3 separate regions of the Mus musculus genome follow, and all the other regions are linked to region 3. Evidence: chromatin loops called from intact Hi-C (ENCODE). Cell type or tissue: gastrocnemius. All regions are shown on one strand.

Evidence for each region. A loop is a pair of places that touch in the nucleus more often than their neighbours do. Peaks named below come from ENCODE experiments on the same cell type or tissue, not always from the same donor. Only the 100,000 strongest peaks of a DNase experiment are listed, where the experiment ranks them.
Region 1: it touches region 3 in a loop (9-fold over the local background); 20 of 42 quality-filtered maps call a loop at or near these places.
Region 2: a loop joins it to region 3, with 2.4 times the contacts of the local background. A loop is called at or near these places in 20 of 42 quality-filtered maps.

Annotation. Positions count from the first base shown.
Region 1 is chr3:89,084,887-89,092,886 of GRCm38, forward strand. It overlaps Rusc1 (RUN and SH3 domain containing 1), which reads right to left. Exons shown (of 11, transcript NM_028188.2): 2 at 6,252-7,675; 3 at 5,610-6,020; 4 at 4,783-4,881; 5 at 4,599-4,675; 6 at 4,291-4,465; 7 at 4,114-4,219; 8 at 3,914-3,960; 9 at 2,833-3,382; 10 at 1,887-2,009. The coding sequence starts at 7,587. Among named protein-coding and RNA genes, the nearest start is that of Rusc1, 4.5 kb to the right of the region's middle. In gastrocnemius, a CTCF peak has its summit at 2,768 (motif pointing right); DNase peaks (open chromatin) are centred at 2,785, 4,296, 5,169, 5,445 and 4 more places; H3K4me3 peaks cover 4,105 bases; H3K27ac peaks cover 3,437 bases.
Region 2 is chr3:89,095,422-89,103,421 of GRCm38, forward strand. Fdps (farnesyl diphosphate synthetase) reads right to left here and starts at 6,546. Exons shown (of 10, transcript NM_134469.4): 1 at 6,441-6,546; 2 at 5,248-5,410; 3 at 3,879-4,019; 4 at 178-258; 5 at 1-55. The coding sequence starts at 5,388. It overlaps Gm22935 (a small nuclear RNA gene), which reads right to left and starts at 2,592; the gene lies at 2,489-2,592. In gastrocnemius, a CTCF peak has its summit at 6,736; DNase peaks (open chromatin) are centred at 4,230, 5,591, 6,236 and 6,641; H3K4me3 peaks cover 2,102 bases; H3K27ac peaks cover 1,100 bases.
Region 3 is chr3:89,156,193-89,164,192 of GRCm38, forward strand. Hcn3 (hyperpolarization-activated, cyclic nucleotide-gated K+ 3) reads right to left here and starts at 3,965. Exons shown (of 8, transcript NM_008227.1): 1 at 3,593-3,965. The coding sequence starts at 3,867. In gastrocnemius, a CTCF peak has its summit at 4,014; a DNase peak (open chromatin) is centred at 3,987; H3K4me3 peaks cover 1,127 bases; H3K27ac peaks cover 299 bases.

The DNA.
Region 1 (8,000 bases), 71 kb before region 3:
TGCAAATAAGATGGCCTTCCTGATTGGGGCGGGGGTGGGGGGGGAAGCACCCACTCTTCTGTTCTTGGCAATCCGTCCCTCATCTCCTCTGTGCTCTTCAGCTGGACAACCGTTGCCCTGATTTGGAACTCTAGCTTCTCTGGGGCGCTCGCTACATGGCATCGTTTATCTCCAAGACCTTCTCTTGGTTTCCCCTCCCCTCTCCACTTGCCAGTCACAGATCTTCCTGAAGCATAACGAAGTGTCCCATCCTCAGACTCTAGCCCCTTCAAGCGTTGTCACTGCCTCAGAATGACATGCTGGGTCCTTGGCTGGCTGACTGGCTGATCCATCCTTCAGGTGCCACAGTTCCACTCTCCACACTTAAGTCCCCCTCACTGTGACTTCCACTTTCCCTACCAGACACATGCCAGAACCAATACTGAAAACACCTGAGCCCCAAGCCACGGATCCCAGGGGTTCCAAAGGCTTGCAGCTCCCTTGTCTGCTCCTAGCCAGGCTACAGACATACCACTATGTGTGGCCAGGCTTGTCTGACGTGCCAGCCACCCTCATCTCCAGTGGACTATGTGCTTCTTAAAAGTGGGGTACGAACAAAATGGGGTCATATTTGTTCTGTCCTTGGCATAATGCCTGGCACAAAGAAGTGCCTGAGTAGATGACTGTCCAAAACTTAATTCAGGTGAGGTGTGACAGCACATACCAGTAATGCCAGCACTCAGGTCTCCACGTTCCAGCAACCTAAGCTACATAGTATGACCCTGCCTCCCAAATAAATACAAATAATTTAAAAAGCTCAATTCAGGGGGAATGTAGAGATTGGCTCAGCAGGTAAGAGCACTGACTGCTCTACTGAAGGTCCTGAGTTTAAATCCCAGCAACCACATGGTGGCTCACAACCACCTGTAATGAGATCTGACGCCTTCTTCTGCTGTGTCTGAAGACAGCTACAGTGTACTTAATTATAATAATAAATCTTTAAAAAAAAAAAGCTTTTTTCAAATGGACTGAAAATACCCAGAAGAAACAGAGCCTTAAAATAGAAGTCTAAGCAGGCATGGTAGTGCACACCATTAACACCAGCACATACTGTGTATGAGACATACTGAATTGAAGGCCACTTTAGGCTACATAAACAAACCCTGTATAAAAAAGAAACCAGAGTTTGGTACCACACATTTTTAGTCCCAGCAAAGGTAGGCAGATCTCTCTGAGTTCAAGCCTGGTCTACAAAGCAAGTACCAGGACAGCCAAAGCTATACAAGAAAACCTTGTCTCAAGTAAATAAATAAATAAATAAATAAATAAATAAATCTGACTGCATAATATTTCTTTAGCAATGCAGATGAATTTCTATGAGTTAAAGCCATCGTGGTCTACATAATGAAACTCTGTCTCAAAAAAAAACAGATTTTGGGGGCTGGAGAGATGGCTCAGTGGTTAAGAGCACCGACTGTTCTTCTGGAGGTCCTGAGTTCAAATCCCAGCAACCACATGGTGGCTCACAACCATCTGTAATGGGATCTGATGCTCTCTCATCTGGTGTGTCTGAAGAGAGCAACAGTGTACTTACATACATAAAGTAAATAAATACATTTTTAAAAAGTTTTTCATGTGCTTATTTTTTATGTGCACTGTGTTTTGCCTGCATACATGTCCTGTGCACCACATTTGTGCAGCAGCCACAACTGGCCCAGAACTCAAGACCCTGCTGTGTCAGGCTCCCAACTGCAACCACAACCAGCGTCTTCTTTTCCAGAGAAAGAAGCTAAGGGTCAAAGAAATTAGTGCCCCAGCCGTGACGGGCAGGGAAGAAACCAAGCCTTTCCCACTGCCTCCTGCCCACACTATGGAGACAACACCCAAGAGCTTCTCCCAGCCCTTACCTGTCAGCCTGCACCACGCTGCCTGGTGAGCTCACAAGCGCCTCAGGAGGAGTCTCAGGAGGTGTCCCCCTCTTCACCAGAGCCAGCACACTTACTGTTGGGGGCAACCAGCTGGATGGTCTCCTAGAGGGAAGAATGCAGGTCACCAAAGCCAAACCACCCCAGAAGAAGGACCCAAGAATCCTCCAAGTGGCACACAGGGGAACATCAGAGCCGAGGGCAGAGTGGCAGCTATAAGGTCTATGGATTGATCCATCAGGGTCTACATAGGTGTGGAGTCAGAGCCAAAGTCCCCAGACGTCACTGAGGAGGCTCCACGGGGGTCAGAGATATCTTTTTTTTCTTCTTCTAAAGAGTGAGATAAATATTTTCAGCTCTAAAAGCCAAGCTGTGAAATCAAGAACTTTGGTTTGGTTTGGTTTTTTGTTTTTCAAGGCAGGGTTTCTCTGTGTAGCCTTGGCTGTCTTGGAACTCACTCTATAGACCAGGCTGGCTTCATACTCAGACATCTGCCGGCCTCTGCCTTCAATAGGATTAAAGGCGTGTGCCTCCACCGCCTGGCTAGAGAAGACCTCATTCTTAAATCAAGGTCGAACTGTAAGGAAGTGAAGGAGTTAGCTGAATGGGTGGTTGGGGTAGTAGCTTTCTAGAGAGAGGGACTGTTCCTCTATGAAGGTCTGTTCCTGGTATGTTTCAGAAGCAGCCAATGTGATGTTCGGTCAAAAAAAAAAAAAATTAAAAGGCGTCACCACCACCACTCAGCTTGAAATCAGGAACTGCATGTAGCCACTAAAATGTAATCATTTGTGAATGTAACCATTAAAGCCCATGGCTACAAAAACCAACCGCCTGCCTATTATTGAAAGGATCCTGAATGACTGGCCACTGGGGGGCGCTGATGATACCGGAAGGTCAGAAAAGGGACAAAACGCACGTGTGTACATACCTAGACTTGAAGGCGCCACTCTCAGTTTCTGAGGGGCACCCAGGCACACCAAATAGCCGCCCCAACCACACGCTTCTGCCTGGTGTGGTTTGTTCCGTGGGCGGAGGTGCCTCCTGTGCCGCCTCAGCTGTAGTTCCATGACGCCTGGGTCCCCACCGGAGAAGAGGGAAGCCCTCAGTGCCTCCAGAGGCATAGACCCGAGAAGCCTGGGTCAGCTGATCCCACCAACTGCCTGCTGGAGGGCGTGCTGAAGGGGTTGAAGAGTCTGTAGTGCTCTCCCCTGAAGTCCCTCGGAGACTCTGAGCCAAACGTTCCCCCCAGTGCAGCACAGCCTGCATAGTCTGCTGGAGGGCGGGAGGGGGGCATGAAGGGGCAGGAGCCTGCTGCAGGCCCACGGGTAGGTGGTGGTGGTGCTCAAAGAGCAGGTCCAGGTGGAAGGTGAGCACCGACAGTGGCTGCAGCAGAAGCAGCAGCTCTGTAGCCAGGGATGGACAGCTACCACGAGCCAGGGAGAAGAATCCGGTGGGCAGATACAAGAGGGACAGTAGGCCTGGAAAAGAGCAGCCAACATCAGCCCCGGACCAGCTCCTGCACCAATTCCAGTGTCCGCAAACATCTTTCAGACCTCTCACTCTGGGTACCCAACGGAGGCCAGAGGAGTTGGGCTACAGGACTGACAGTTATCTCTCTGCCCGTGTGGAACCATTGCCTCCGGAGGGAGACTTGTCCAGTTAGTGCTGTTAACTGAGACATTGTATAGGCTAGAAAGGGAAAGGCCTGGGAACACACACAGGGGTGGGGACCTGCCTTTCAGGGTAGAGCTGGACTCTTGCTGAGGAAGAGACCCACAGGAGAATTGAAAGCTATGAGGAAGCAAGAAGGGGAAGGGACCTATTCCAGGTGTAGGGAATAAGAGATGGCCCCAAGGCAAGGAAGACCTCAAGTGGAAAAATATGAAGGGCTACAGAGCCTGGGCTGAGTCTCTTCTCATACTCTTCCCCTAGATGTGTATTCTGACCTCACAGAAAGCCTGTCCTCTCCTTGCCCCGCAGTACCATGCCCTCCCGTCCCAGCTTCTGACCTGCATCCTCCTGGAGGCTGGAAAACCACAGTTCCAACTGTTTGGTGCTGGAGGAGAGAGGAGAGGTGGTAAATTCAGGGAAGAGGTGGAGAATGAGGGCGAGGGGAGGTCTCTAGAAACAGCTTCCACTACTGTGTCCTAGCCATGATATGCTGGTGCTTCCGAAGTCAGCAGAGCAGTGGGGGAAGGGCCACACTCACTTGAGGAGGCCCAGGATGAAGGCGTGGAAGCGGCTGCGGCTGCTACTCAGAGGGGCCAGTCGGCTGACCTGGCTGTACAGAGATCCCATCGAATGTGTGCAGGAACCTGAGGATGGGGGCAAGGGTCAGCCAGGTCCGGGCCCTGCTCCCGTCGGATCCCACTCCCTTGTGGCTCACCTGGTTTCACAGATGCCTCCACCACACTCCAAGGGCTGCTCCTCCGCTGTCCAGTGATGAGGTCCTTCCGGAATGGCTTCAGCCCATCAGCCACCAAAGCATGGAGGGCCGGGCAGAGGGTGGTCAATACCAGATGCCCCACATCTGGGCTCAGTCGGCTATCCCCCAATTGAGCCTGGGAACAGCGCGTAATGTGCAAAGTGCAAAGCAAGAGGGTCCAGAGGCGTGGCTAGCCAAGTGTTCCGGAGTCTTTCCACTTCCCCCTCACTACATTAAATCTTCCAACATCCTCCCTCAAACCAACTCACCTTCTGAACCAAGTTCCTAGCAGCCCCAAAATGCGAGATGATTTTGTCCACTGAAGCGCTGACAGCTATCAGGAGACCTGGGTGGAGATGGAAGGAAGACACATCAAAGCCCCTGGTTTCAACCGGGGTTTGGGGTGGATAGCTATAAACCAAGGCTCATTCAGAAGGCGGGAAGGGTAACTACCTTTCTTCTGCTCCTGCAGCTGGCCAGTCCCACTCTGGGCTTCTGCCATCCACAGCCGCTGAGCCCCGGGAACACCGGCAAACGACCAGGAACTGCGCACTAAGTGACAGAAGAAGGACGCGATGACGCTTATTTGCCAAGGGTTACACAGAGGACGTCGGCTCCCTTGGTTTCATAGTTTGAGAGTCAGGGGGAAAGAAAGAACATAGCCACTTAGGGCGTAGAGCAAACCCCGGCCCTCGCCGCCCCCACCTCAGTTCCCATTGCCCTTCCTCTCTGGTTAGTCGGGGAGCCACACCGACCAGCTAGCTGGGCCTTTAAGAAGGAAGATGACTGGGCGAGGAAACCGAGGGCTGCACCCACACCGAGCACGTGGGAGCCTCGACCAATGAAAAGACAGACAGACGGGAAAGGGTGGGGAGTCTTGGAGAACCCACGTAGTCACCTTGCACCTTGTCAATGCTAGGCTCTAGCTTCACCCTACTTGCGGCGGGGCTAATGGAGGGGATGTGGCTAGAATCTCCTGGGAGGGGACAATAGGTCCAAACCACCGAGGCCAAGAACTTCCCTAGCGGAGGAATTCCACAGAGGGTGTGACTCCAGGTCCCTAACAATGGACCTCTTAAGCTGGGCAGACCAGGTGGAGCCCGCTGTGCAGCGAGGGGAGCAGTCACGCTCCTCACCCCCAGCAAGGCCAGGCTCCCCGGGACTAATGAGCCCGCTAGGAGCCTGCACCTAGCCAGGCACCCCCAGATAAAGGTTGGCCCAGTACTGGAAGGACAGCGAGCCGAGGCGCGGCCCGCGGGGCTGGCCCGGGTCCGTCTTACGTTGCCTGGGCGGAGGTGGTGGCCTTCTGGTCCAGCGAGGGGCGGTCGGCGGACACGGTGGTGTTGGCAGCGGGGGGGCGGGAACCTGGCGGGGTAGGGGCGCCGCGGCGGGGAAGGTGCTACTTCTGGGAAAGAGCGGGGATAGCAGCAGTGCCAGTTCGGGGCTGGCCAGGCAAGGCAAGGCCCCCCGAGTGGGAGGAGAATAAGCTCCCACTGGGGATAGGCGCACAGGCAGGAGCTGCTCCTCCGGGGGACTCGCTGCCCCCAGCAGCCGGAGCCGGGAATTGGACCACCCGGTCAGAGGCGTAAAGAGCAGGGACCCGGGTGCGCCCGCGCCCCCACCCTCCAACAGGGGGCGCCCGTCGGCCGAGAACCGGAAAACCGGGGGCCGAGGGAATAGCGAGGGACCGGCTGCAGGCGGGATTGGCGGGGCCAGGTGCAGAGGGGGAGGGCAGTGCGGCCGGCAGCCAGGCAAGGAGGGGCGGGAAAGAGAGGAGCAAAGAGTTAGTCCCTTCACTCCAAGATCCACCCAGTTTCCCTTTCCCAGAGCGCGCCCTGGAGATGGGGCGGGAAGGACACTGCAGAAGGAGGGGACCAGGGGCGGGCTCAGGACCCGCCCTCCTGCGGGTCCGCGCTTCTTACCCACGGCGTGCGCGCGCGGTTCCTCCGGCTCCTGCGAGGCGGATGCCTCCTCACCAGCCCGGGGGCTGGCCGCCCTGCCCTCCTCCGACAGCCCCTCTGCAATAGGCTGCAGCCCAAGTCGATTTTTCTTCCTCCGCGGAGGGACGGGTGGGGGAGGCGGTCGAGGCGGGACCAAAGCCCACCCAGCCGGGGGGTCCCGGGGCGGGACTGGCGGAGGCTGGGCTCGGCTTCTCGACCGGAGTTCCTTGAAGGTGGTGACTTCTCGGGGAGGTGCCAAAGAACCTCCCAAGGACCCAGTCGGCGGGAGCTCAGTGTCGGGCGAGAAGACTATGAGCCAGTCGCTGCGATCTTTCTTGGCCTGCGGCACAAGGGGCAGCCCTGGACCCCGCTTGCGCTTCTGGGCCAGCTCATGGAAGGACGTGATTGTCCGATGGGGCACCGGCTCCTGGCTGACGTCACCTCTCCATCCCCCATCAGTTTTCCCTGCATCTATTTTCGAACCAGAATTGGTGTTCAAACAAGAAGCCAATTTCCCAGATTCCGTTTTTAAGCTCGAGTTTGTATTTTCGTCTGTTTTCCGACCAGAGTCACTGTCCTCGATGGTTTTCCACCCAGCTTCAGTTTTCTCTGTGTCAATTTTCCAAATGGGGTTAATTTTCCAACTGGGCTCTGCTTTCCCTGCGTCGATTCTCCCATCTTCGGTCTCTGAGAGCTCAGAGGTAGCAAGATCCTGTTCCCCACTGTCTTCCTCTTCCTCCAAGCCTGGGGAAGGTAGGTCCTGGCAGGTGGTCAGGGCGTTGCAGTTCGAGTCCAGGTCAGGTCCAGGTGGAGAAGATATTCCAGAGCAAGAATCAGGAGAGCAACAGAAACTGTCTGGAGAGCAGGTGCTAGGGCCCGCTGGAGCCAGAGGAGAGCCCAGCTCCAAGGTGCTAGGCTGAGGGTTTGCATCCTCATTACCAGGCAGGTCTCGCGAGTAGACTGACACTGGAGACTCATCAGGGCTAAGGTCTGAGCAGGAGCTGAGAGAGGAAGAGCATCCTGGATCTGAAGGGGAAACAGCCTCTTCCTCCTGGGAAGGGTCCTGCTGATTTTCTATGCTGGACCCGTGCTCCTGGCAGCATCTACAGGGCACAGCTGGACTGTTGGAGTTGGCATCCACAAGGGTCCCGCTGCAGGGCCCCCTGCTTTCCTTGCCCCCGGTGTCTCCCGGGGGCGGGGGTGTGCTCAGAGGCCCCTCTCGTAGTTCAGGACGGCGGGACAAGTGCAGGCCTAGGGAGACATGCTGGAGATGGATGTGATTGAGGTTGCAGAGTAAAGCCCGCTGAGGGGACAGCATGGTGCCGAGGGAGGACGACGTATGGCTTTCAGAGAACCAAGAGGATCCAGCGTCTCACATCCACCTACCTGACAGTGTAGATGCAGACCTAGAAAACAGGGGTGGTTGAAACCTAGATCACGGGTAAGGGCACTGGAGGTGACTGAGGACTAGAACAGGCCTGGGAAGGATCTGGCTGCTTTGGGAGATATTTAAATGAGATTCAAATCACCACGGACAGGCCATTAGTTCCCACTGCAGTATTTGCAGGTGGAGCTGAACATAACCTCCAGGGAACGGAGAAAGGAGGGTCATCAGAGAATGCAGTTGTACTCTGATCTTTGTGGGGCTGCGAAGCTTGAAAAAAGAGTGGGGCCCAGAATATGGGGGTGCGATGCTTGAAAAAGAATAGGGCCCAGAATACACCGATTCTT
Region 2 (8,000 bases), 61 kb before region 3:
AGATGGAGGCTTCCAGAAGCAGAGCGTCGTTGATGGCATCCAAGCCTATGCCTGGCTGTTAGGAACAGTGTGAAACAAGTTACTGCTGGCCAGATTCAAACCATCACAGCAGACACCCCAACCACCTCTCCTATGGCCTGTCTACCACACCCATTGCTACTTTCCTGCGTGCCTTACCTTCTGATACCAGCAGATCTGTCCCCGGCGAGTGAGGGAAGAGTCCATGATGTCATCTGACACAAGGAAGAAAGCCTGGAGCTAGGAGAGGAACAGGGTAAGACTGAAGGGCTCTAGGAGGAGCTCTCTCTCAGAGACAGCTGCTGCTCTGAACACTGCTGTACACTGGGTAGAAGGGTTGGCTGTGGAGACCTCCTCTCGATACCACGTAGGCATCCTTTTTTTTTCAGGCTAATGAACTAAAACACACCTCTGGCACCTCTAACAGGCTCTAGAGTCCCCGGTAGCAGGAGAGTGTAAAACAACTTCATGTGGCTCCCTCTTCTCCAAAGCATCAGTGAATTTCTACCCCAGTAAGTGACTGTGTTGGTGAGTTTAAGGTCAACTTGACACAAGCTACAGCTATTTGGAAAGAGGGACTCTCAACTTAAAAAATGCGCACACCAGATTGGCATGGGCAAGACTGTGAGGCATTTTCCCAGTGAGTGCTGCCCACCTCTGGGCGGGCAGTGCTGGGGTGTATGAGGGAGCAGACTCAGCAAGCTATGGGAACAAACCAGTCACCATCATCCGGCATGCATGGCATCTGCACTAACTGCCACCCTGACTCCCCGCAGTGATGGGCTGACGGTCACACTTCCAGGAGCACCCCCCTGGCTAAATGGCTTTTCCCTTTGGAGAGAGCCTAGCTCCTTACATGGCCAAGGACCTGCACTTCTGCCCTTACCTCTACGACCCAGGTGCTGAGATCACAGCTGTCTGCTGCAGTGCCTGCTTCTGTACACAGCTGGGCAATGACCCCAAGACTCCATGCTACCAACTGAGCCACTTTGCCTGCCGGCAAATGCTCTTCATCTCAGCAAAGGACTCACTTGATATCCCCAGAGCCTAGCCCTGACCTCAGAGTGGTGCCTCCCAAGAGCTCGCCGTTAAGGAGATGGAAGACAACACCCATGACACTTCTGGGTTGTTTCCTTGAGACAACCTCACTATAAAGGCCAGGCTGGCCTCAACCTCAGGGTCCTCAGCCCACCTCCTGAACACTGAACCACCTCCCGCTCCAGTCAGGCTACACATTTGTCACACAGCAAGTGCTTTAACTGAACGACCTGGCTTTACTGTGTTAAAGGTGCTGAGGATGGGACTCGGGGCTTCACATACAGTAGGGAAGGCTTTTGACCTCCACAACAAAATTAAGCACTTTTTTCTCTTTTAACAAACTTCTATTATTATTGTGTGCAAGGGCTTCTATTATTGTATGTACACACCACAGCACACAAGTGGAAGTCAGAGGACAACTTCTAGGAGTTGTTTTGCCGTTTCCGTCTTTCCCTGGGTTCTGGGATAGAACTCACTTTACCCACTAGAACAGTACCAGCCCTCCACTGATCAGGGGTGAGGGAGGTGTGCCTCGGTGTGGATGCTCGCATGCCACAGCATGCAGTGAGTTCAGAGGGTGACTTTTGGGAGTCAGTATGCATCTTCGTACATGGGCGCTAGGGATCAAACTCAGGGCTCCAGAACTTTTATTGACTCACCCTGTCATCCCTATGATTCTCAACAGAAGTCTATCATTACATCATCCAAACACCACAAACTGTAAGTCAGTATGTGTGATGGCACACACCTATAATCCCAGCACTCGGAAGGCTGAAGCAAGGTGATCTTGAGTATGTATGAGCTGTACACAGTGAAAATCTGTCTCGAAAACAAAACAGCCAGGCACTGATGGAGCTCACCTCTAATCCCAGCACTTGGAAGGCAGAGGCAGGTGGTTCTGAGTTCGAGGCCAGCCTGGTCAACAAAGTAAGTTCCAGGACAGCCAGGGCTATACAGAGAAACCCTATCTTGAAAAACCAAAAACCAAAACCAAAGGGCAGCGATGTAGTTAAGGGATAAGAGAGTGTTTATAATAGACAAGACCCTGAGCTTCATGAAAACTTTGGAAACCCCTCACCTACCCAGAAAAAAAAAAAGTCACAGTCATTCAAGAGCCAGGTCTGAAACAAGTTAGAGCCATGGGGTGGGGGCACATCCACTATCTTAGGGAAGCAGCTTTCACTTGGCTCCGGAAAATCATTTCTGTAAGTGAACATGTCAAAGATGTTTGTATGTGTGTGTTGTGTGCACATGTGTTACAGATGCATTCATGTGGAGGTCAGAGGTCAACATTGGATGCCTTCCTCATTTGGGGTGGGGGTGGGGTTCTCTGAGATGTCTTTCTCATTTTGTAAATTTTGTATATCATATTTTTGGTACCAATCTTTATGTATTTTCACACATTTGATAGAAATGAAAAGCTAGAAAGGAAAAAAAGAGAATGAACATTTCATCTCTTGTCATCCTTGCAAAGGGGCCATGCTAATCTTTTCTGCATTGTTCCAATTTCAGTTCACATGCTACCAAACCGAGCACTCTTCTATACGCACTGGTGTTGGTCTGCAAGTGTCTGCGAATCATGTGCATGCCTGGTGGCCGCCGAGGGCAGGGAGGGTATCAGATTCCCTCGGTCTGAAGTTACACACGGTTGTGAGGCATCATATGGGTACTAGCCATTGAACCCCGGTGCCTTTTAACTACTGACCCATCTCTCCAGCCTTTCTACCTTATCCTTTTGAGACAGGGTCTATCACTGAAACTGCATCAGACTGGCCAACAATTGTGCTCCAGGGACCTGTATCTCTCCCCACCCCAGGAAGGGTATTACAGATGCACACAGCTGTTATATGGATATTGAGGAACTGAACACAACTGAACACAAGTGTTACTGTCTGCCTGGCACTGACAGAGCCGCTGCTCTGAGTCCTGTGTGCATGTGTCTGTGTCACACGTGTTCACACGGGTGTCTGGACTGAGCACATACATGAGTCAGGTGTCCTCCACACTCTCCACCTCCTTTTTTGGAGACAAACCTTCTTTCACTGAGCCTGAGCCTGGCACTGACTGACTGGCTAACCTAGCTTGCCAGCAAGCTCTGGGGACCTGCCTGTCTCCGTGCCCAGCACTAGGTGGCCGTATGTATTACACACGTGTCCCAGCTACCACACAGATGTGTGCTTATCAGTGTAAGCATGAGCCCAGGGAGCAGAAGCCTAAGGAAGATGCAGGTGTCTCGCCTGTCACAGCAATGCGTTCCCTTCAAACAGGCTCTCACTGAGCCAGGCAGCCCAGCCAGCCTCCTGCCTCTACCTACCATGCAGATTGTGTTCACTGCCACAGCTGGATTGTCACACGGCCCTGGCATCCCAATTTGGCTCTTCTGCTCCGATAGCTAATGCGCTTACCGGCCAAGCTGGTAAAACTACTTCTTTCCTTTTCTTTTTTTTTTTTTTTTTTTTTTAAGTTTAGGAAGTTTAAGGTTTCTGTTATTTGAAACAAAAGTTTCTTGAGTAGCTCTGGCTGTCCTAGAACCTACTCTGTAAATCAGGCTAGCCTAGAACTCAAAAAGATCCACTTCCCTCTGCTCCCAGTGATGAGACCAAAGGCGTGGGCCGCCACCACCACCATCTGGTGAGATTTAAGGTTAATATTTCTGAAAATTCTCTGTGCCCACCTGTCAGTCCCTGAAGTGATTCACACTGCCTAAATGTGACTACAGCACACAAGAGACACAGAAACACCAACACAAGCAAGAAATAAGCTTAGTCTCCTCATCAAGGAACCCAACTGCAGGACCCTCTGCTCCTCTGGCCCGCTCTTACCAGTTCTACACACCAGCCCACTGTCAGGGCCCGCTGAAGACTCTCAGCATCCTGTTTCTTCGGCTCCACCAGCTCCTGGAAGGCTTGTACCACGGTCAAACCCCGGTTGTACTTGCCTCCTAAGGCATTGTACTCTAGGACCTGAGGCAGGATGAGAAGACATCAGGGTCCACACAGCAGGGACCTGAAGAGATTTTTTTCCCTTCTCCCTCTTTGAACCCCAACTCCCCCTTGGAGAGCCCCTGGATCACTCCCCTCTTCATTCCCTCTCCAACATCCTATGGGCTGTGGCACCCAAGTACCTGCTATATAACATACACCCAAGACTTCCCCCAAGTGGAGGACTGGGACACCTGCCAACAAGCCTGTGTTGAAGACAAGGGCCCTGGTGTGGAGGGATGACTGACACCTATCATCTCAGTACTCAGAAGATGGAAGCAGGCAGGCAGACTGCATGAGTCTGAGGCTAGCCTCAGATACATAATAGGTTCTAGCCAACCCTGGCTACGGAAAACAAACAAAAGAAAAAACGAGGCTTCTCCAAAGTTAGGCAAAAGAAGGCTTTGAAGGGACAGCAAGGTTCAGGGCTATTTCTGACCCCTCCAATGTCCTCCTCCTGGGGCCTTCTCAACTGTGCTTCCTGCTAACTAACTAAGGAGCTAGCTCTTTAATACCGACACAGCATAGACAAAGAAAACTCTCCTCTTAGTTTTTTTTCCTCAGAGATGAGACAACATTTATAAAGTAAGAACTCCCCAGGCTACAGAGATGGCTCAGCAATGAAAAGCACTGCCCCTCGGGAGGACCTGGGTTTGAGTCCCAGCATTCACATGGCAGCTCACAACCATCCTCACACATACATACACGCAGGCAAATCGTCAAATGTCCAAAAAGTGAAAATAAAAATGTCTGTCTTTAAAAGACTTCCCAATCCAGGCACGGTGGTACTGTCACTGACATAGCACACAGAAGGCTGAGGTGGGGTTTGTGTGTCTGAGGCCATGTGGGCTTAAAAAACATGAAACTCTGTCTTAAGAAAATAAACACTGGAAGGAAATAGGTAACTCCAGTAGAACAGTCTTTCTAACAATACAATAACTTCCCTCAGGCCTCAGTGCCAACAGCCTCATGGTATCTACTAAGATCCTATCATAGTTTCAGGGCATGAAATCAAACTTTACTAGGTCCAAGGCTACTCTCAAGCAAGGCTCTCTGGATGGTCAAAAGTCATGGAGCCAAACATCCCCGAGGAGGGCTGAAGTGCAGCAGAGACCCATCTACTCCAGAGACCCAGGTAGTCACTTCGCTCTTATCGAAACCCCTCATGAATCCACACCTCTACCAGCTTCTTCAGTCCTGAATGCCTCACCTCCTTGAGCCGGGCAATAGCATCCCCTATCTCTGGGTGTCCCAGCTCCTTCTCAGTCAGCACCTTGACGATCTGGGAGAAGTGCTGGATGAAATTCTGCTTTTCTTGGTTATAAGCATCCAATTTCTGGTTCCCATTCATTCTGACAGAGGAGCTAAATGCTCTGAGGGAAAAAAAAACACACACACAAACAAATGAGAGGGTGGCTCGGGTGCTTCCCTCCCCGAAGCCCCACACCCCAACCACACTCACCGAGGCTCCTCTGTCCACACTTGGCACCACCAGCGGGCACTGTGCCAGGCCCCCAGGACTGGACACCCATATGCCAGGGAGGGTCGTTGTAGGAAACCAAGCCACCTCTCCCGGGGTGCCCAGCAGGGGGCTGGCAGCAGGAAGACCCCCAGAGATCTCAGCCAGCAGGACAGGGGCATCCTGGGTGTGCATGGGGGTGGGGGCACCAAGCACTCCCTGCAGGAGCAAGCACCGAAGGCAGATGCTTGGTAGCAGTTACCTAAGGTATCCCCCAAGCCAAGCTTGTTACCTCCTGCATTAGAACGCCCCACCCCGCTTCTAAACTCAAGAATTACATAAAAAACACACAGGAAATGAAAAGTTTGTCGGAGTGACTGAGATCCAATAGATCTTCACTTAAACCGAAAATGGCTAAAACTGAACACTTTCTACTTCCAAGGTTGCGTTCACTACAATTCGGAACATTGTATTACGGGAATTACGGGATGCAAGGTCCTTAAGTCACAATGTTAATGGAGACACCGAACTGAGGTTCAGTGAATGTAAGAGAGCTGAGCTGACGAAGAGCCAAAGCTGGAACCCAGGAGTCCGGATGTAGGGGAAAGAGAGGGAAGCTCTTAGATAGTCCCAATGAGGGGACTGGAGCCGAAGGTGCTGTGCGCTTGTCATCTGTCCCGGCACTGGTGCTAACCGCAGCCGGCCTCCGAGCAACAGGTGGGCGTGGGAGGACTCACAAGAGTAAACTAAAGGCCTGGCGTACGGAAGACTTGAGGAAGACGCCAGCGTTTAGAAATTCACGAAGGCACAAGCAAACCGTTCATTCTGGCCCACCGACCCCAAGCCCCGTAACTCCAACACGGACTGGTCCTTTAGTGCCTCGGAGCTTCACCCGATCCGAGACACGGGTAAACCTCAGCTCCAGCCCCAACAATAGCTCTCACCTGTTCTTCAACGCGGATTCTCCCGGGGTCCAAGATGTTTGCGGCTTACACCTAAAAGCTGAGCGTGCATCCGCTCAGCACTCTGGGAGTTGTAGTTCCCAGTCTCCAGGCTCAGGAGGCAGAACATAAATATAAAACTACGACTCCCGGCATGCCACGGACTAGGCGGCAAGAAACTCAGACTTGTGTCTCAGGGTGGGTGTGGCCTAGTTCGCTGATTGGCTAAATTACCTCGTGTGAGCATGGGCCTTGTGACGGCTGGCCAATGAAAGGGTGGCGCGCGGACCATCAGCCCACTAGGCGGTCGGCGGTGTCGGTACACCCATACCGAAAGCCTGGGAAATTGGCTATCTAATTCCTAGCTATAGTTCTTCCAGTGCTTCTGGTTGACAGTGTTTCTAAGATCCCGGAATAACCAGCCTTGCAGCTTCCTATTTCCAACTCTAGCAAATCACTTCTTACATCTTTGATTCTAGTTAGGTGAAGTCGCTCATTTTTCCAGCCCTTAGAAGGGGTGAGGCAATAAGATCAAGAGTTAAAGCCATGGGGTGGGGCTGGAGGGAAAAAAAAAAAAAAGAGTTAAAACCAATATGGGTCGTGTAATGAGTTTTAGGCTACTTGGAAGACTATATGACTATATGAGAGAAAACAACACCTTTCCCCCAGGTACTTTGGCGCCCTTGAAGCAAAAAGGTAAAAACTCAAAGCAGATGTTAGAACTTTCGGCCTCACAGTTTGCCAGCCCACCACGTTGACTCCTTTTTACTCCACCCCAAACCCCATCGCGATCAGAAAAGAGACCTGAAACTACAAACCACCTCAGACATTAATGGACTTGTCCTTGAAGTATTAGAAATAAGTTTCATTGTCCCAAAGAAAGAGACCACTACCACTCCGGACTAAAAGGTTGAAGGGTCTAGACAAGATAAACTTTACACATTGGTTTATTCTGCAAGGTTTCTCCATGTAGCCCTGGCTGTCCTGGAACTCTCACTGTAGACCTGGCTAAACTTCAACTCACAGAGTGAGAAAATAGTAGATTGAACATGGCTCGCAGAGGGGACTAGACCATGCATAAGAGAAGGTAGGGAGCTTAAGGGAGGGCCAAAACAGCATAGCCGAGGTTATAAGAATGTGAAGTGAGGGAAGAGAAGCTCCTGAGATAGAGACGTTTAGGATAATGGGGGAGCTGAGAAGAGCCAGGAACATGTGATATACTGTGAGAGCCTGGATATACTGGGGGAGCCTGGAGGCCGGCATAATTTTTGTCCCTTCTGCTGCCCATGTAAGGGTAACCCCTTTGGTAAAGGGGAACCGGTTTCACAAGTTCCTAACGAATGCTAGTTTTGGTCAGAATTTGAGGAAATGGAGTTTTCTTTAGAGCTCCTTTGGACAGTAACAACATAAGAAACAGACAAGCCAGGGTAACAAAAATAGTCATGAAACAAACTCATGGTAATACCCAATTAACTGCCAGGATGCCAAGTCTGTGCAAGAAGAGAAGAGCTGTCAACCACTGGCTTTGCAAATGGAAAAGAATAAATTAAGATGGTTATCTCA
Region 3 (8,000 bases):
CCACAACCTTCGTGCTGCTATTGCACCAATGTATCGTGTAGGCAGGCAGCCATCACTGTAGAGCACAGGATTTATAGCTGGGCTGGCAGTTACCTTTCTCTTCTGGTAGCATGAAGGGTACCTTTCAGTACCATGAACACTAGTCAGCAGGAGTGAGCAGAGAGTGTTGTTAACCACTGAGCTTTCTCTCCAGCCCCTGAGTCTGACATTTTAGCATTTAGCAAAAGAAGCAAGAGACACAATGGTGGGCTGAAGAGATGGCTCAGTGGGTAAGAGCACTGGTGCTCTACCAGAGATCCTGAATTCAATTCCCAGTAACCACATGGTGCCCTCTTCTGGTGTGTCTGAAGAGAGACAATGTACTCACATACATAAAATAAATAAATAATTCTTTAAGAGAGAGAGAGAGAGAGAGAGAGAGAGAAAGAAAGAGAGACACACACAATGGTACAAATCAGATGATTCCATGTACACAAAGCTCTAAAATGGACACAGAAAAGTGATGAAACATTTTTAAGCCTTTCTATTTTACTTATTATTTATTATTATTATTATTATTATTATTATTATTATTGTGTGTGTCCATCGTATGTGATGCATATGGAAGTCAGAGTGCGACCTGTACGCTCCTTTCTCTGCTCCAGTGGCTGAATTCGGATTCCTGGGTCTGTGCAGCAAACACCTTTAGCTGCTAGGCTATCCTACCGCCCCGGCCCCTTTCTATTTTATTGTTACTTTATGGCAAAATTATTCTTATTGTTCAATACTATTTTCTTTATTTACAAGTTAGAATCAAGAGACAAAAAACGATGGCCCAAAGGACCAAGGAGGCGAATAACTAAAACCTCTAAATGAAAAGAGAAAGGAAAAAGGAGAAAGCAGAAAAAGAAGATCAGCAAAAAAGAAAAAAAGCACAGAGAGGTTCTTCCTCTTCCTTCCCCACTGAGAATGAGGAAGTCAAATACATAGCGATATGTTAGTGTGTGTGCGTGCACACGCGTGTACATGTATGCATGCCACAGCACACATATGAAGGTCAGAGGACGGCTTGTAGGAATCAGTTCTCCCCTTCCACCACGTGGGTCCCAGGAACTAAGCTTACATGGTCAGGCCTGTTGGCAGATTCAGTACCACAGAATAGAATGCAGGAATAAAGATGCAGTTCAGAGGCAAACTGTGCACCTGGCGTGTCTGAAGATCTAGCTTCAGTCCCTCGCACATCTCACCCACCCATGAAAAGTGAGAATAGTGGATTTGAGAGAAGATTGTGAGATTAAGCCGGATGGTGGTGGTGCACACTTGTGATCCTACCGCTTGGGAGGCAGAGGCAGGTGGATCTCTGAGTCCAAAGCCAGCCTGGTCTACAAAGTGAGTTCCAGGACAGCCAGGGCTACACAGAGAAACCATGTCTCAAACAAAACAAAAAACAAAACAAATAGCAACAACAACAAACATACCAAAACAAAAGCCAAACAAACAAAAGCAAAACCCCACACGCGCACAGGCTGGAGAGCAGTTAAAGGCACTCGCTGCTCTTGCCGAAGTCCCAGTTTCAGTGCCCAGCACCCATATGCCAGCTTACAACCATCCGTTAATCCAGTGCCGGGGGATCTGACCTCCTCAGCCACTGCATGCACATAATGCACAGACTTATATGCAGGCAAAACATTCATACCCATACAATAAATCTCATTTTTTTCAAAAAGTAAATGTGAGCACAGCTACAAACACACCTATGCACACACACTCACATGCGCGCACACACACACACACACACACACACACAGACACACACACACACACACACACATATACTAGCACCAAGGTTGTTTTGTAATTTTCTAAAACTAGGGAGCCTGCGCTGACCTCACTGGGCTGTCAGGCTCAGCAGTGCTGTCTACACTGTAGCTGTTGCTATGGTGCATACACTCTTTATCTCTTTATCTCCAGACTTCTGGAAATTCTTTTCCCGTCTCCAGGTCTCTATTTCTAGTCTAGGCTGTCCTTCCCTTCTCTATCATCCCCACTCCAACATGAGAACAGGAATGATGATTTCCTGTAGGTGAGGAACTGCCATCCTTGGTGGGGGTGGGGACGGGAAGAGGCTACCCTGTACTCATTTAAACTGGGCCTTTCAGGGATGCCCATCCCCCTCCACAGATGGGCTATGCACATAGAGGATTCCCTGGGAGATCCCAAGGCATCGAGGCTTGAGCTATGCACCCCTTCCCTCCTCCAGGCTACCTGTGCTAAGATGCGCAAGGACAAGCTACATTGCCTCAGAAGAAACTGTAGATATGAGGTCAGGAGGGGAGCAGGGGACAACATTCAGAGGAAAAAAACAAAAAACAAAAAACACTGGAGCACACATGACGGTTTCAGGGCTAATCCCAGCGTAAGTCCTAAACACAGTCCCTTCTGATTCTGATTGCAAAAATCAATCCTCTCAACCTCCAAAAAAGCTTGTTAGTTCCCAAGTCCAGACCCACCCCCGAATGCCCCTCAGACTTGAATGTTTTCACTCAGCAACAAACCCCTGATGTTTCTTCCTCCCCTTCCACAGCTGCAGAGGAGAAATCTTGCACTGTGAGACACTGGGAGAGAGGAGGAAAGGTTGGCCGCGCCATCAGAGCATCTTCACAGCCTGACTCACAGGCAGTCACAAGCCCAGCGGGTGATGTGGTAGAGGACTGCGAAGCAACACAACTCTGAGGGGGATATGGCTTCTGGGGATATGTCTGAGGGTGAACTGGGGGAGGGGAGGGGATCTGCTGGAGAACAGATAGGCAGGTGAGAGCGAAAGAATAAAGAGGACTGGAAAGAACAACGCAGAATAGGGGACTATTTACAGGGAGTGAATGTTTGAGAATGGAAGATACTGTCTGGGCCTCCGATTGTGTTTCCAAGCTCCAGAGACACACCTCATTTCTTCAACTGAAAGCTGTCCTTCACTGTCCCCAAGGGCAGGGCTGATTTTCTCCCCTAGCGACCTTGATGTAGACGTACAGCCTGAAGGGGACAGTGAAATGGCTACATCCCAGTTCTCTGTCCCTTTTCTCTCCGGGAAACACCTGGGCGGTGGCTGAGCCCCTGCTTTCCTTCCCAATCTTTCTGAGTACCCGCCCCGCCCAGCCGCATTCCGCCTTCAGCACCACGGACAGCAAACAGAGCTGTGGACCCGACTGACCCCTGTTCTTCTCCAGCGTTCCCAGCGTCCCTGATCTGTTCTACTGAACTGGGCAAGTGCTCGGTGTGTGGTTAAAGCGTGGTAGAGAGTGGAACTAGGCTTCTTCCTCAGGTCTCCAAGCTTTGGGGCATGATATAATTTCCCACATCCCCAGAAAACAGTACTGAAAAGAGGCAAGGTTTCCAAACTCCGATGCTCTCTGTGGTCATTGAGGTTCCTGCATTGGGTGCACTAAGTCCTCGGAGATTACCTGATGTTCGCTGTCCCTTATGCTTCCCTAACCTGACAAAACACTGAGGACCTCGGGGAAACCCGCCTAGGAATTCCCAGGCTGGGTTGGGGGAGGTGACTCCACCCGGCCGGTAGCACTGGTGTCCCTCGCTCTCCCCGTTGAGCCCCCCGTACCGGAAGTCGCTGTAGGGGTGGATGATCCAGGCCCCGGCGGACTTCACCCTCTCCTGCTCGATTTCTACTGCTTTGTGGCTGCCGAAGACCCGGAGAGAGAACTTGTTGACCGTCGGCTGCAGCAGCGTCCCGAGCTGCCGCCTCTTCGGCTCGGGCGCAGACTCCGGCACCCCACCTGAGGCCGCGCGGGCCTGGGCCGGAGCCGCAGGAGGCGTCTCGCGTGCAGGGGTCGCCGCTTCGCCGGCCCCCGCCGCCGGCCGCGCCTCCTCCTCCATGATTGCCCTCACTCGTAGGGCCTCCCCAACCGGTCCAGGGCCATGGCGGGCGCGCAAGTCTCTGGGAGAGCAGCCCAGGCAGGGGAGCTCCGACCCGCGTGCGCCCGGGGCACAGGGGGCGTGTGCAGGCGACAGACGTGCGAGAGCTGCGCCCCCTGGCGAGGGCTGCGTGAGACTGGGCGGGGCGGGGCGGGGCGGGCCGCTGGCACAACTGCTGCCCACACTTTCCCGAGAGGGCGTGGCTTAGGGGTCCTGAGGGTGGGTGGGTGCTGTGTGTGTGTGTGTGTGTGTGTGTGTGTGTGTGTGTGTCTGTCTGTCTGTCTGTCTGTCTGTCTGTCTGTGTCTGTGTGTGTGTCTGTGTGTCTGTGTGGTGGGAGTGCTCAGCTTGCTTCTGGAGGCGGGAAACTCACTAGGGCATATGCAGCCTGGGGACCTCCTGAGGGTCAGGGACAGAATGGGAATCTGTTCTGACCATGTCCTTTCTCAGCACTCTCCTAGGAGTCTTGCTATGCCAGAGATCCTCTAAACTGCTTTCTGTAGTATGTGTTTCCTAATTCATTAAGACAACCTTTAGCAAAACCATTCACTGAGTGCATGCTGAGGATGCAAAACTGAGCACAGAAATCTTAGCTAAGTCAATGGTTCATCTCCATAAACAGATCAACAACCAAGGAAATACCATACTACATGCCTTTCTGAGCTTTACGTGTAGAACAACTTTTTTGTTTTGTTTTGTTTTGTTTTGTTTTGTTTCAGACAGGGTTTCTCTGTGTAACCCTGGCTGTCCCGGAACTCACTTTGTAGACCAGGCTGGCCTCGAACTCAGAAACCCGCCTGCCTCTGCCTCCCAAGTGCTGGGACTAAAGGCATGCACCACCACCACCCAGCTTCTTTCCTCTTCTTACAGCCACTGCCTGAGATAAACCGTCATAATCTCCAACTAAATTATTTCAAGAAGTTTACATTTTGTTTTTGACATGGGCTGTAGCTCAGGCTGGTCTTGAACTTCTGATCTTCCTCTGAATTTCAAGCACTGGGATTACAAATGTGTGCCACTCTACCTGGTCTCAGAAGTTTTTAATAATTTTCAAAGTCTGCTGGACTTGGTGTTGCAGTCTTTTAATCCCAGTACTTGGAAGGCAGAAGCAAGTGGATCTCTGTGAATTTGACACCAGCCTGGGCTATATTGTAAGTGCTAAGACAACCAGGGATACATAAAGAGACTGTCTCAAAAGAAAAAAAGAAGTCTTCACCAAATTCTCCTAGACAAATTCATGTTTCAGTCTCCAAGTACACTTTCTACATCCACATGACACTGTTCAGTTTTCTTAAAGTCCTTCCAAGTGTCTCCATTTTAGAAATACATTTAAGGGCTGGAGAGATGGCTCAGTGGTTAAGAGCACTGACTGCTCTTCCAGAGGTCCTGAGTTCAATTCCCAGCAACCACATGATGGCTCACAACCATCTGTAATGAGATCTGATGCCCTCTTCTGGTTTTATATTATACATAAAATAAAAAAGAGAAAGAAAGAAAGAAAGAAAGAAAGAAAGAAAGAAAGAAAGAAAGAGAGAAAGAAAGAAAGAAAAAAGAAATACATTTAAGCTCCTTAGTGAAACTTACCAATCACTAAAAATTTGAACTTAGTCTCAGCAACTTTCAATTACTTATAAATTGTATTTGTTTACTTTATCTGTCTGAGGGGTTTGTTCCTATGTCTGTTCTATGAACCATGTGTGTGTGCCTGGTGCCTGCAGAGGTGAGAAGAGGGCACTAGAGGCCCCGGAACTGGAGTTAGAGAGAGTTATAAGCCACATGTGGTTGCTGGGACTTGAACTTGGTTCACTCTAGGAGAGCAGCCAGTGCTCTTGACCCCTGAGCTCTCTCTCCAGCCCTGAGTAATTACACAAGCTGCAGGTGATGGACTGCGTAGTTCTGCTGTTTTTGTTTTAGTTTCCCTGTTTTGTTTTGACTTTTTTTTTTTTTTTTTTTTTTTTTGGTTTTTGGTTTTTTTCAAGACAGGGTTTCTCTGTGTAGTCCTAGCTGTCCTGGAACTCACTCTGTAGACCAGGCTGGCCCCGGAACTCAGAAATTCACTTGCCTGCCTCTGCCTCCCGAGTGCTGGGATTAAAGGTGTGTGCCACCACTGCTAAAATCACACCTCCTTAATCCTAAAATTCTTGTCAATAAAATACAAAGAGATGCCGGGCGTGGTGGCCACGCCTTTAATCCCAGCACTCGGGAGGCAGAGGCAGGCGGATTTCTGAGTTCAAGGCCAGCCTGGTCTACAAAGTGAGTTCTGGGACAGCCAGGGCTATATAGAGAAACCCTGTCTCAAAAAAAAAAAAAAAGGTGTGCGCCACCAAGCCCGGCTTGTTTTGACTTTTTAAAGATTTATTTACTGTAGCTGTCTTCAGACACACCAGAAGAGGGCGTCAGATCCCATTACAGATGGTTGTGAGCCACCATGTGGTTGCTGGGAATTGAACTCAGGACTTCTGGAAGAGCAGTCAGTGCTCTTAACCACTGAGCCATCTCTCTAGCCCCCCTGGATAGATTCATCGATTCTCTCTCTCTCCTCTCTCTCTCTCTCCTCTCTCTCTCTCTCCTCTCTCTCTCTCTCTCTCTCTCTCTCTCTTCCTTTTGGTTTTTTTTTCGAGACAGGGTTTCTCTGTAGCCCTGGCTGTCCTGGAACTCACTTTGTAGACCAGGCTGGCCTCAAACTCAGAAACCTGGATCTCTTTTTAACACAAGGAATTTCTAAACTATTTCTTGCTAACCAGTCTAGTCTCCATTTGACTATTCACCCAGTTTCACTCTTATTTTCCTTAACTTTAATATATTTATTAACTGAGGGTTATTTTTATTTCCCTTCCAATTGTCCTTTCTGACAATTACCCAGTACCTTTATTTTTTTTTCTTTTTAAGAATTATTTATTTATTTTAGGTATATGACTGTAGCTGTCTTTAGACATACCAGAACAGGGTATCACATCCCTTTACAGATGGTTGTGAGCCACCATCTGGTTGCTGGGAATTGAACTTAGGATCTCTGGAAGAGCAATTAGTGCTTTTAACAGCTGAGCCGAGCCATCTCTCCAGCCCCTTCCTAGGACCTTCAAATAGTGTTGTTTTTCTCCTTTTTTTTTAAAAAACATTTATTTATTTGTATTTTCTTATGTGCATTGAATATTTTGGCTTGCATGTATGTCTGTACACTACATGCATGAAATGCCTGAGGATACTAGAAGAATGTTGAATGGCCTGAAACTGGAGTCACAGGGCACATGAGTCACCATGTGGGGGTTGGTTGGGAACTAATACAGGTCCTTTGGAGGAGCAACCAGTGCTCATAACTGCTAACTTATCTCTCCAGCCCCTCAACAACAACAACAAGAACAAAAAACAAAACAAAAGATAAAACAAAACCAAACCTTTGTTTTTGAGACAGGTTATCAGTGTACTCAGGCTGGCTTTAAATTCATTATATAGCAAAAATAACCTTGATTTCCCAGCAGTGGTGGCGCACGCCTTTAATCCCAGCACTTGGGAGGCAGAGGCAGGTGGATTTCTGAGTTCAAGGCCAGCCTGGTCTATAGAGTGAGTTCCAGGACAACCAGAGCTACACAGAGAAACCCTGTCTCAAAAAACTGAAGTAAAAAAAAAAAAAAAAAAAAAAAAAAAAAAAGGAAGGAAGGAAGAAATAACCTGGATCCTCCTGCCTTCACCTCCTATGTCCTGGGATTGGTTACGTGTATAGGTTGTATGTATGGCTCTCTTGCCAGGGCATTCTGGGCAAAAGGCAAGTACTCCACCAACTAAGCCACATCCTGAGCTGGTTTGATTTTGAAACAGTCTCACACTGCAGCCCATGCGGGCCTTGAGCTCCTCCAAATAATCCTGCCTCAGTCGTCTAAGAGCTGAGATTATGAGCATGAACCACCATGTTTAGCTGCTGCTTCTTCCTTTTCGTTTTCTTCTTCTTCTCCTTCTTCTTTTGTACTATTTAGTAAACTGAAGCTGGAGAGATAGATGGTTCCGTGGTTAAGAGTGCAATCTTCTGGCAGATCCAGCATCCACAATGGTAAGCCCTCAATTGCCTGTAACTTCAGCTCCAGAGGATCTGACTGGCCCC